Linked DNA regions of Homo sapiens: region 2 is linked to region 1. A link is a loop called in an ENCODE intact Hi-C map of the cell type or tissue named here. Cell type or tissue: CD4-positive, alpha-beta T cell. All regions are shown on one strand. Each heading gives the region's core, and the rest is flanking DNA. Links, peaks and the distances in the headings are about the cores only. Region 1 holds the start of SYT5 (synaptotagmin 5). Region 2 overlaps BRSK1 (BR serine/threonine kinase 1).

The links. Hi-C counts contacts between places; a loop is a spot of excess contacts. Peaks named below come from ENCODE experiments on the same cell type or tissue, not always from the same donor. Only the 100,000 strongest peaks of a DNase experiment are listed, where the experiment ranks them.
Region 2: it touches region 1 in a loop (1.9-fold over the local background); 1 of 110 quality-filtered maps calls a loop at or near these places.

The regions. Positions count from the first base shown.
Region 1 is chr19:55,177,043-55,182,406 of GRCh38, reverse strand. It overlaps SYT5 (synaptotagmin 5), which reads left to right and starts at 2,118. Exons shown (of 9, transcript NM_003180.3): 1 at 2,118-2,290; 2 at 3,321-3,444; 3 at 4,039-4,211. The coding sequence starts at 3,366. It overlaps PTPRH (protein tyrosine phosphatase receptor type H), which reads left to right. Exons shown (of 20, transcript NM_002842.5): 19 at 256-391; 20 at 504-1,160. The coding sequence ends at 653. RefSeq lists silencers at 2,103-2,292, 2,173-2,585 and an enhancer at 2,573-2,652. In CD4-positive, alpha-beta T cell, for the core only: no CTCF peak of the experiment used is centred there; DNase peaks (open chromatin) are centred at 2,176 and 2,976; H3K4me3 peaks cover 1,221 bases; H3K27me3 peaks cover 3,674 bases.
Region 2 is chr19:55,299,411-55,304,774 of GRCh38, reverse strand. BRSK1 (BR serine/threonine kinase 1) reads right to left here. Exons shown (of 19, transcript NM_032430.2): 8 at 3,117-3,263; 9 at 2,607-2,638; 10 at 1,908-2,078; 11 at 1,367-1,464; 12 at 949-1,108; 13 at 665-725; 14 at 1-224. Among named protein-coding and RNA genes, the nearest start is that of BRSK1, 18 kb to the right of the region's middle. RefSeq lists a silencer at 1,240-1,534. In CD4-positive, alpha-beta T cell, for the core only: a CTCF peak has its summit at 2,770 (motif pointing left); a DNase peak (open chromatin) is centred at 2,834; H3K4me3 peaks cover 874 bases.

The DNA.
Region 1 (5,364 bases), core at 220-5,219:
GATTACAGGCATGCGCCACCATACCCGGCTAATTTTTGCATTTTTAGAAGAGACGGTTTTGCCAGGTTGGCCAGGCTGGTCTGGAACTCCTGACCTTGGGTGATCCACCGGCCTCAGCCTCCCAAAGTGCTGGGATTACAGGTGTGAGCAGGCATAGTTATTGTCATCATTCAAACACAGATCCCTCCAATCAGCCATGACCCCGGACCCTCACACTCCTGCCCCTTGGTCTGACCCTTCCCTTGTTCTGCCTAGTGCTGGCGTGGGTCGCACAGGAACCCTCATTGCCCTGGACGTCCTGCTCCGGCAGCTGCAGTCCGAGGGTCTCCTTGGGCCCTTCAGCTTTGTAAGGAAGATGAGAGAGAGTCGGCCGTTGATGGTGCAGACTGAGGTGAGGCAGTCCCTCAGCAACACAGGACGGGAGGCAGTGGGACGAGGGACCCTGGGGCTCCACGCAGCTCAGACCTGGGGGGACGCCTCTCACTCCCGTGCCTGCTTCCCAGGCTCAGTACGTATTCCTGCATCAGTGCATCCTGCGGTTCCTCCAACAGTCAGCCCAGGCCCCAGCCGAGAAGGAAGTCCCGTATGAGGATGTCGAAAACCTCATCTACGAGAACGTGGCCGCCATCCAGGCCCACAAGTTGGAGGTCTAAGTGACGAGGGGGCTGGGTCGGCAGCCCAGGCATCCTCAAGCTCTGGACACCCACTTGAGCCCAGATTCCTGGAAGAGCAGAGGGCTGGGCTCCCAGACTCCTGGGTGCTGTGGGAGGAGGGGGCTGGTATCCCAAACTCTGGTTTCCCCAGGAGAGAGTGGTCTGGTGGGCTTCAGATGAGTCCTATGGGAGCTGGGGATCTGGATTCCTGGTTCCCTGAAGGAGGAGAGGGATGATAGCTTGGATTCCCTAGGTCTTTCCAGGATGCAGAAAGAAACAGGCTGGGGCCTGGATTCTGAGGCAGGAAGGAATTTGGGTCTGGAGTTCTGGCTACTTGAGGACCAAAGGCAGGAAGGATCCTGCCTTGATTTTACTTCAGAAACCAAATCAGTCTTCTATAATCTGGGGTCGGAGGGAGTCCCTGTGCCCAAGGTCTCTCTGCACCCCACCATCCACATGTATTTTTCCTTCTATCCCATAATTTATTAAATCACTGTTCTCCCCAGAGACAGTTGTCCCATGGATTTCTGGGTCTGGAAATAATATTGGATTGGGAGTAGGGATGGGTTCCTGGTATCTAGGGATCGAGGCGAACGTCCAGGAGGGGACTAGAGGGACCCACACATTTGCACATGAAAAAATGTAGGTTTGGGTGGTTGAGTCTCTCAGAGAAGGCAGTGTCCAGACGTCTGTGTCCAGGGTCTGGGCAGTATGGACAGGGCTCGCTGGAGCTAGGTGCTTGGGGACTTGCCTTCTGAGCTTTTCTTTTACTCTTCTCTGTTGTTGTTGTTGTTGTTTTGTTCTGTTTTTGTTTTTGTTTTTGAGACATGGTCTTGCTCTGTTGCCCAGACTGGAGTGCAGTGGCTCACTGCAGCCTTGACCTCCTGGGCCCAGGTGATCTTCCCACCTCAGCCTCTAGAGTAGCTGCCATCACAAGTGCGCACCACCACGCTGGCTCATTTTTGTAGAGACGGGATTTTGCTATGTTGCCCAGGCTGGTCTCCAGCTCCTGGGCTCAAGCATTCCTCCTGCTTCGGCCTCCCAAAGTGCTGAGGTTACAGGTATGAGCCACCGCACTGGCCGCCTCCTGGGACTGGTGTTAGGGGAACTTAGAGGGCGATGTCTGGGGGCTGATAGCTGGGGACTTTGATGCTGAACCCTGCAGAGTCTGGGTCTCCAATGGGGGTCTGGGGTCTCCTAGGTCCTAGGACTGAGTATCCTGGCATGCCGTTCTTTGGGCTATACAGGGTGTGTGTCGTGTGTGTTGGGGCGGGAGGAGTGGAGTGGTCTGGACGGCCAACGACTGGACCAGAAGGCAGAAAATGCTAAAGCACCAGGATAAACATCTGTGGGCGTCATCGAGGTTCCCGGGTGGAGGCGGGAGGAGGGGCGGGGCAGGGCTTTCCGCCTACCCGAGACCAAATACGGGCACACACAATACACACCACACACGCGCGCACACGCACACGGGCACACACGCGCGCACGGGATCCTGCTCCGCTCCGCGGCTCCCCCGCCCCGGAGAGCTCCGCGATCAGCACCCGGGACAGCGCCACCGCCCACGTGCAGGGGGTGGGGTCCGGGCGGGGCTGGCGCCTCGGCGTCTCCCGGGAGTGTCCCGTCCAGCCGCCGAGCAGGTAGGAGCTGCTGGGACCCCCGCCCTCAGCCCATCCGCATCCGCATCCCTAGAGGAAAGGGGTGTGCGAGTGGGGGCTGGGGCACTGGGGAGACAACCAGAGGGAGGGCAGCAGCCTGAAGCGGAGAGACAGGGATCTGGGGACGCGAGACAGGTATGGAGAAGACAAAGAGCCGAGGGCGGGGAGTGGGGCGCAGGCGGAGGGGAGAGGGAGAGACCCTGGAGACAGAGGCCAGGCGATAGGGAAGAGAGACAGGCGGGTTGGGGAGGCAGACACAGGGAAGACGCCTATGTGGGGTCAAGAGGCAGCGTGGAGACCGAGGCGGTCACGAGAGCAGCACGGATGCGTGGAGAGACCAACAGGCCAAGAAGGATGAGGGGGCTCAGCACAGGCACCGGGCAGCCCCCGACCCGCCCTCCAGCAAAATTGGGGAGAGGGAAGAGGGAACCTGCGTCTCAGCTCCCAGGACCAGGTGCGGAGGGAGCAGTCGGCTGTGGGCGCTCGGACCACAGGCTGCCCGCTCCCCACCTCGCGGGACCTCAGGATCCCAGTCGGGCTATTGGGGGGTTCCCAGGCACCGGTGGGCCCCGGAGCGAGCCTGCCCCGCCGGGACTCCGCGTCTGTGCGTCAGCCCCGCCCGTTGTCCTGGCAACAACCCGTTGCCCGGGCAACCAGCTTTGCTCTCACCCCGCTTGAGAGGAGCCCGGCTGTTGCTCTGGGCAACGCGGTCTGCTGGTTCCCACGTCTGCCTTCGCCCGCTTCCGGTTCAGACCCTGCGGAGGGGCGAGGACGAGGCAGAAGTCAGCGGGATGCCTGTGGGGCCGTGGAGGAAGAGGGTATCCCTTTAGGATGGAACTAGGTCCTGGACACCCCCTCTCAAGTGCGGGGAGGCTGATACTACAACTCCCAGCATGACTCGCGGTGGCTGTCCGGTTTCTGCGCGGCTGTTCGCGCAAAGGCCTCATGGGAGTTGGAGTTCTTTGTTGTGCGTGGGGCTCAAAGGACGTCTGGGGTGGGAATGGGGGACTAGGGTGCTTGAGTGTCTCTGCAGAAAAGACTCCAGGACCCCGCCACCATGTTCCCGGAGCCCCCAACCCCGGGGCCTCCATCGCCCGACACGCCTCCCGACTCCAGTCGCATCAGCCACGGCCCAGGTGAGCAAGACCCGGGGGTGGGGGGCCGAGCAGAGAGAAAGCCTGGCCAGGATTCCGAGGGGCGGGATTCGGACGGGTGTACTCGGGCAGGCGGGCTGGAAAATCCGGCTGGGATCCCGGGTCGTCATCCTGGACTGGAATGCGAACGAAATGGGGTAAAAGGAAGGAACAGATTTGCAAAAAAAAAAAAAAAAAAAAAAAAAAAAAAATCGAAACCGGATCAAGGGGTGTTGCATGGAATGGGATCTTAGAATTGGAAGGTCCACCTAGCTCTTCTTTTACAGATAAGGAAACAGGCCCGATGAGGAGCAGGGCTTCTTGTAAAAGCATCAGGAGTTGAGCAGAAATGGGGGGCGGGGTCGGGTAAGGAAAGGCAGAACTAACAAGCAAGCAAATCCAGATGGTGTCAGCCTGGGTTGGGGCATCGAATCTCTCTATAGGCCACATTAGGTGGAAGAAAAACACAGGAAGAAATGCAATGAAAATGGCTGGAGGGAAAAGGAGGCCAGCATTCCAGCTTCCACGTGTAATCAGGACTGAATCAGCCTGCGTGCTGCCCAGGCCTCAATGTGTGTTGTCTCCACCCCTCTGCAGTGCCCCCCTGGGCCCTGGCCACCATCGTGCTGGTCTCAGGCCTCCTCATCTTCAGCTGCTGTTTCTGTCTCTACCGGAAGAGCTGTCGGAGGCGGACAGGCAAGAAGAGCCAGGCCCAAGCCCAGGTCCACCTTCAGGAAGTGAAGGGGCTGGGCCAGAGTTACATAGACAAGGTGTGGCCCAGCCCAGCCCCTCCACCTGGCCCCTTCCCGCACCCTGCTCCTCTCAATGGCCCAGCTGGTCCCAGTCCCTGCTCCCTTCTGTCCTATAGGAACCCACCTTACTGGCTCATCCTCCCTGTGTGTCTAGCCCTCAACTGGACTCTGGGGACCCAGAGATGGAACAGAACTAGTTGCTATTCCCAAGAACTTCCCAGTCTGGTGGGAGAGTCAGGCACTGACACAGACACTCACCACACAGGGTAATATGTGCCATACTACAGGGTCTCATAGGAGCACAGAAAAGGCATCCCACTGTATAGAAACCTACAGAAACATATAAATATTTGGCTCTGGGCCGGGTGCGGTGGCTCACGCCTGTAATCCTAGCACTTGGGAGGCTGAGGTGGACAGATTGCCTGAGGTCATGAATTCAAGACTAGCCTGGGCAACATGATGAAACCCTGTCTCTACTAAAAATACAAAAGCCAGCCATGGTGGTGTGGTATAATCCCAGCTACTCGAGAGGCTGAGGCACTGAAACCGGGAGGTGGAGGCTGCAGTGAGCTGTGATCGCGCCACTGCACTCCAGCCTGGGTGACAGAGCGAGACTCTGTCTCCAATAAATAGATAAATAAATAAATGGCTCTGAAAGCTGAAAACCAGCTTTGTGCCAGAATACTTTAAAATATGCTGATTTTTTTCAGAAAATGGGACATATTTACAGTAGGAAAAAGTTTAAAACAGAGGGTCAGACAGAGGAGGCTTCGTGGTGGAGGTGACTTCTGCACTGAGACCTGAGGGACAGAGTTAACTGAGACCAGAGAGAAGGACATTCTAGTCCAAGTTGGAGCATGTGTTGAGGCCCCATATCCAGATTCAGGCCCCATATCCAGATTCTGAGGCTTATTTGGGGAACAAAGAGTCATTTCTCACAATAGCTGCACTCTGGAGTGAAGTGTCTGGAGAACTCAGCAGTATCCATGTCATGAAGGTGATGAAGGCTACAAATATGTTTTGAGCATGAGAGGGACAGGGTCAGATGGTGTTAGGATGACTCCTCTGGAACCCTGTGTAGGACAGATCTGCGGCGAGGGATCCAGGGACGAGGCCAGTGCAGCAGCAGCCTGGAGAGGATAAAAGACATTTGCATTGGATGAGGCCGTTG
Region 2 (5,364 bases), core at 307-5,306, 120 kb before region 1:
GGCGTGTGCAGAGGCGAGTGCAAGGGGGTCCCGCCAGAGGAGCGCGGGGAGCCTGGGGGGCCGGGCAGGGGTGTGGAGCGGGCACTGGGGGGCGGGGGCTGCTCCCCGGCGCCCCCACCCCTGGGGCCCCGAGAAGGCAGCGTCTGCGTTTTGGAAGTCGGGGAGCCCCCGCCTCGAGCCTCATCTCCAGCCCCCGGCTCCGGTGAAAAGGAAAAGACCGGACTCTGCAGAGGACAGGAGACTGAGATAAGCGAGTGGACTACAACTCCCAGGAGGCTCTAGGAGCCCCACTCACACGCACACTCACGGACGCTGGCCCGGTGCATGCTGCAACTTGTAGTCCAAGTATCCTCCTTCCCAGGCCCCAGAGCAAGGATAGCAAAGACTTTCTATCATGCTGTGGGCTGAAAACCCAGCCGGTGCAGATACTAGTACACAGCAGGCACTCAACTAACTTTTGTAAAATCTCTTCAGGCATGCAATCCTAAGGAGGTAGAAATGGCCAATGGACCAAAATACTTTGGAGGCCTTGGGTCTTTGGCCCTCCAGGGACAAAGAAGCAAGTCTCAAGACTGCACAGGAATTGTAGTTTCTGCTACTCAATCTTTGCTCCATGTCTCCACCCCTTTCTCCTTCTTAAATCCCACTGGGGACCTGGCCTTACCCTTGGGCTGCTTAGAGGGCTGGAGGACAGACCCGTGGAGGCTCCACTGACGCTACGGGATCTGTTTCCAGGATAGATTTAAAAAAAAAAAATCAGATGGGAGGGTTTCAAAAACCACAGATGTTCCCTCACTTCTACAGTCCTTCCAGGTGAGGAAATGAGGCCCAGAGAGGGGAGGTGAATTGTCCCAAGGACACAGCACATTTGAGGTAGAGCTGGGGTTAGAATCTTGAACTCCTAGACCCAGGGATTGTGGATCCTCCTGGAGGGACAGGGGCTCCCACCTCTGGCTGTGCTGGGCCATCTCCAAGGCCCGTCGGGTGGGTACAGGGGAGCCACCACCCCCGGCATCGGTGATGCTCAGGACTTCCATGGACTTCCGCTCTGGTCGCCGCTTCCCGTGACGGCTCAGCATGGGAGAATCCACACGCTTCCGGGGGGGGTCTGAGGGACAACAGTTTCAACCCAATCAAGAGATGGTTTCACCCAGCTGTGTACAACTGCCTCAGAAACTGCACACATGGGGAAACAGGCCTAGAGTGGAGAGGGGATTTGATAAATGTCAAAGAGCAAGTCAAGCAGTCTAAAGCTGGAAGCTCAGAGCCTGCAGCCCCTTCTTTCCTTGGGAATCTGGGGTCCCCGTGGCCAGCCTCTTCCAATCTCGAGACCCAGGTGTCTGGTCCCCTAGCCCTGCCTTCTCACCAACATCATTCCGGGGAGGCAGGTCCTGGTCCTCACAGCTGGGATACCGCTCCTTCCGATCCAAAAGCAGATAATATATCATCTTTTCTTGGTTCTCCCTAAGGCAGGGGGTGGGAAAGGTGGAAAGAGGTAGCAGAGGGCTGAGGTCCAACATCAATGCTCAGAGGAGGTCTCCTCCGCTCCCTGTATTTCTGCCCATGGTTCCATTTTTTCTAGGTATCAGTATGGTCAGTTTCTCTGGTTTAGGGTACATCTCAGCTGTGTTTCACTCAATTATAATAACACTGTAACACCTAACATCCAGGCAAGAACTATTTGTAAGTACTATGTATATGTAAGTACTATGTCGCAGCATCTATTAATACTTTCTCAGCGTGTTTCTGGGCCGTTTTCTCCGCTGGTTCCATCACTCCCAGGCGGGAGCTTCAAACCATGCCCCATGAGAGGCCAGGGTTCCTCGCCCAGCACTCTGCATGTGCGCAGGGAGCTGCTGCAGCTCGCCCCACGTGGGTACACGGGTGCAGGGGTCTTGGGGTCTTACTCCTCACTGCGCAGCTCGCGATGCAGCCTCTCGCGGTCCCTGAAGCAGCCCAGTGATGCCATGCTCTCTAGGACGTCGGGGTCCAGCTCTCCGTTGGATGGCAGGCTCCGCATGGCTACCCGGCGGCCAGGGGCTGGCTCCAGGCACGGGTCTGGCTCGTGTTTCCCGCCTCTGGGGAAGTGGAGAAACATTATTGGGAACCGGGCTTCTGAGATTCAGCATTCTTCATTCTAGACTCAATGATCCCGGACCCCGAAATCCGAGTCTAGGCCCCGGCCCCTTCTCTCTCATACCCAGGAATCCAGACGCCCCAGACCTCGCCCCCCATCTCAGACCCAGGAGTCCAGACCTCCAGCCCCTTTTCCCTCCGACCGAGGGGTCCAGGCCCCCGGCCCCTCCTTCTTCAGACCCAGAAGTCCAGGCCCCCAGCCCCTCCTCCCTCGGATCCAGGAGTCCAGGCCCCCAGTCCCTTTTTCCCTCAAACCTGGGAGTCCTGGACTCCTAGCTTAGCCCCTCCTGCCTCTGACCCCTAGACTCCTTCTCTAGCTGTGTCCTCTTCCCCCAGGACCCATAAGTCCGAGTCCCTAGCCCGTTGCCTCTCAGGAACCCTGGCATCCCACCCCTCCCAGCCGCTTCTACTGCTTTGGCCCCTCCCCTATTTCCGCCAGGGACCCAAGAGTCCAGTTACCCCATACTCACAGGTACCAAGGATGTTTCTGAATTTGCTCCAGCTGTGAGGGTGGTGAGTCGTAGAGAAGCAGAAGTGAGGTCGTAGGCACATGTAGGCGCGCAATGAAAGACTGGGGTGGTTTTGGGGTCCCTGATCATCTCCCCGCCCACCCCACCGGGGGCAGGATGACATATTACATCGCCCTCTAGTGGCGACTGAGTGCATCGCCCCGCGCACGCGCGGTCTCCGTGTACCCCGGACCGGCCGCATTACTTTGCCGCATGCGCAGTGGCATCCTGTTCGCCTCCTTACTCCTGCGCCCTCCCGCTGCCTGGAGCTCCCCGCCCCAATCTTGCGTAGCCCCCTCCCCAGTTTGGAGCGGCAGCTGTGCTGGACCTTGGGCTGCGGCTCAGCTGGCGATCCCAGTCACCCTGGGGACTGACGAGCAGGTTCTGGAAACCCATCCCCATGACTTTTCTAGGGGGTTCTGTCTTCATCGGCCACTGTTCCCCCCTCCGCCGGTCCCCCCCTCAACTCACACTGAGCCTTTTTTCGGGCTCCACTTCGATCATTCCCCTCAGGAGGCTCTGGCAATCTGGAGGAATGAAGTGGGGCATGTGGAAGACGCCCCGTTTCACCTTCTCCAGCAGCTGGCGGAGGTTGTCGTCATCAAAGGGCAGAGCCCCCTGGGCAAGAGATAACCAGGACCCCTCATTAGCACATTTCACCCTCACCACAAGCACTGGAGGTGGGGAACTACGGTGATCTCCACCTTAAGGGGTTGGAAACTGAGGCACAGAGAGGCTCAGCAATTTGCCAAAGGCCCCTAGCTCGTCCGTGGCACAGCAGGCACTTGGCAAGGAGCAGCTTGGAGCCCCGCTTACGAAGCTAGAATTGCAGCGTGGAGGCTGTTCCTTTTAGACAGCTTTCCCCCCACAGCAGTTTCGAAACGGTTGTCTCTCATTCACTCATTCAACAAAAGGTGAGCATCCGTTACAGGTCAGGGATCCAGCAGTGAACAAAACAGGCCTCTGCCCTTGCACAGCTCCAAACAAATAGCTATACAATGACGAGCGACTGAGTGAGGCTTCTCCCAGGAGGTGCAATGGGAGCAGAGACCTGAATGAGGCTGAGCCCTAAATCAATGACTGGTGTCCTTATAAGAGGAGACGAGGACGCAGGCACAGAGAACAGTCATGTGATGACGGAGGCAGAGATGGGAGTGATACAGCTGCAACTGAAGGAACGCCAAGGACACCAGAAGCTAGGAGAGGCAAGGAAGGATCCTTCCCTAGAGCCTCCAGAGGAAGCAGGGCCCTGCTGACACCTTTTCTTTTCTTTCTTTCTTTCTTTTTTGAGATGGAGTTTCGCTCTTGTCGCCCAGGCTGATGTGCAATGAGGTGTTCTTGGCTGACTGCAACCTCTGCCTCTCCCAGGTTCAAGCGATCCTCCTGCCTCAACCTCCCGAGTAGCTGGGATTACAGGCATATGCCACTATGCCCGGCTAATTTTTTTATTTTTAATAGAGACGGGGTTTCACCATGTTGGCCAGGCTGGTCTCAAATGCCCAACCTCAAGTGATCCACCTGCCTCAGCCTCCCAAAGTGCTGGGATTACAGGCGTGAGCCACCACACCCAGCCTAATTTTTGTATTTTTAGCAGAGATGGGGTTTCACCACGTTGGCCAGGCTGGTCTTGAAGTCCTGACCTCAGGTGATCTGCCCGCCTCAGCCTCCCAAAGTGCTGGGATTACAGGTGTGAGCCACCGCACCTGGTCCCCTGCCTTGCTTTGAATCCTTGCTCTGGGGCTTATACCTGCATGACCTCAGGCAAGTCACTGCTCTGAAAATGGCAATGGGTCGTCACAGCACCCACCTCACGGACTGCATCAGAATGAACTGACCTAGTACATGACAGTGCTGGGCCCACAGTCAGGACTGTTACAGGCTGGCTGCTGTGACGCACTGACCATAGACCCCACCACATCCTGCATTCTGACGTAGCCACCAGCCATGAAGCAGGGGACAAAATCACATCCCTGCCCTCCTGGAGTTGGCCTGGGACGCTGCCTGACACACACTCGACACTCAAGTCATCAGCAAAGGTGGTGGAATGAGCAGAGAAGTTGCATTCCAGAGGGGACAGGAAACAAACAAGCGAACGTATCATACGGGACGGGAGGGAATGCTTCCAATCACCAGGGCAAGGGTTGGAGGGGAGCCAAGGTGACCCCCCATGGACAAAGACTCATGGGAGGTGATGGTGTGAGCCTTTGAGGGCTTTTCCGGGTGTTGCAAGCTCCCAGTTGCCCCTGGTATCTGAGGCCTGTGGACGGAGAATGGGGAGATACAGAGAAGGCACCTCTGAATGCCGATCTTAGGGTGCGGAAGCCTGGGTTTGACTTCTGGTTGCCTGATGCTCAAGCACAGAGCCTCAGTTTCCTCTCCTCTGTGAAACGGACATAATGATCCTGCCAGGAAGGGTACGGTCTGGATTAAATATTATAACAACAGGCTGGGCATGGTGGCTGACACCTGTAATCCTAGCACTTTGGGAGGCCAAGGGGCGAGGATCACTTGAGTTCAGTAGTTTGACACCAGCCTGGCCAACGTGGTGAAACCCCATCTCTACTAAAAATACAAAATTTAGCCGGGCAAAGTGGCGGGCGCCTGTAATCCCAGCTACTCGGGTGGCTGAGGCAGGAGAATTACTTGAACCCAGGAGGCGGAGGCTGCAGTGAGCCGAGATCACACCACTGCACTCCATCCTAGGTGACAGAGAAAGTCT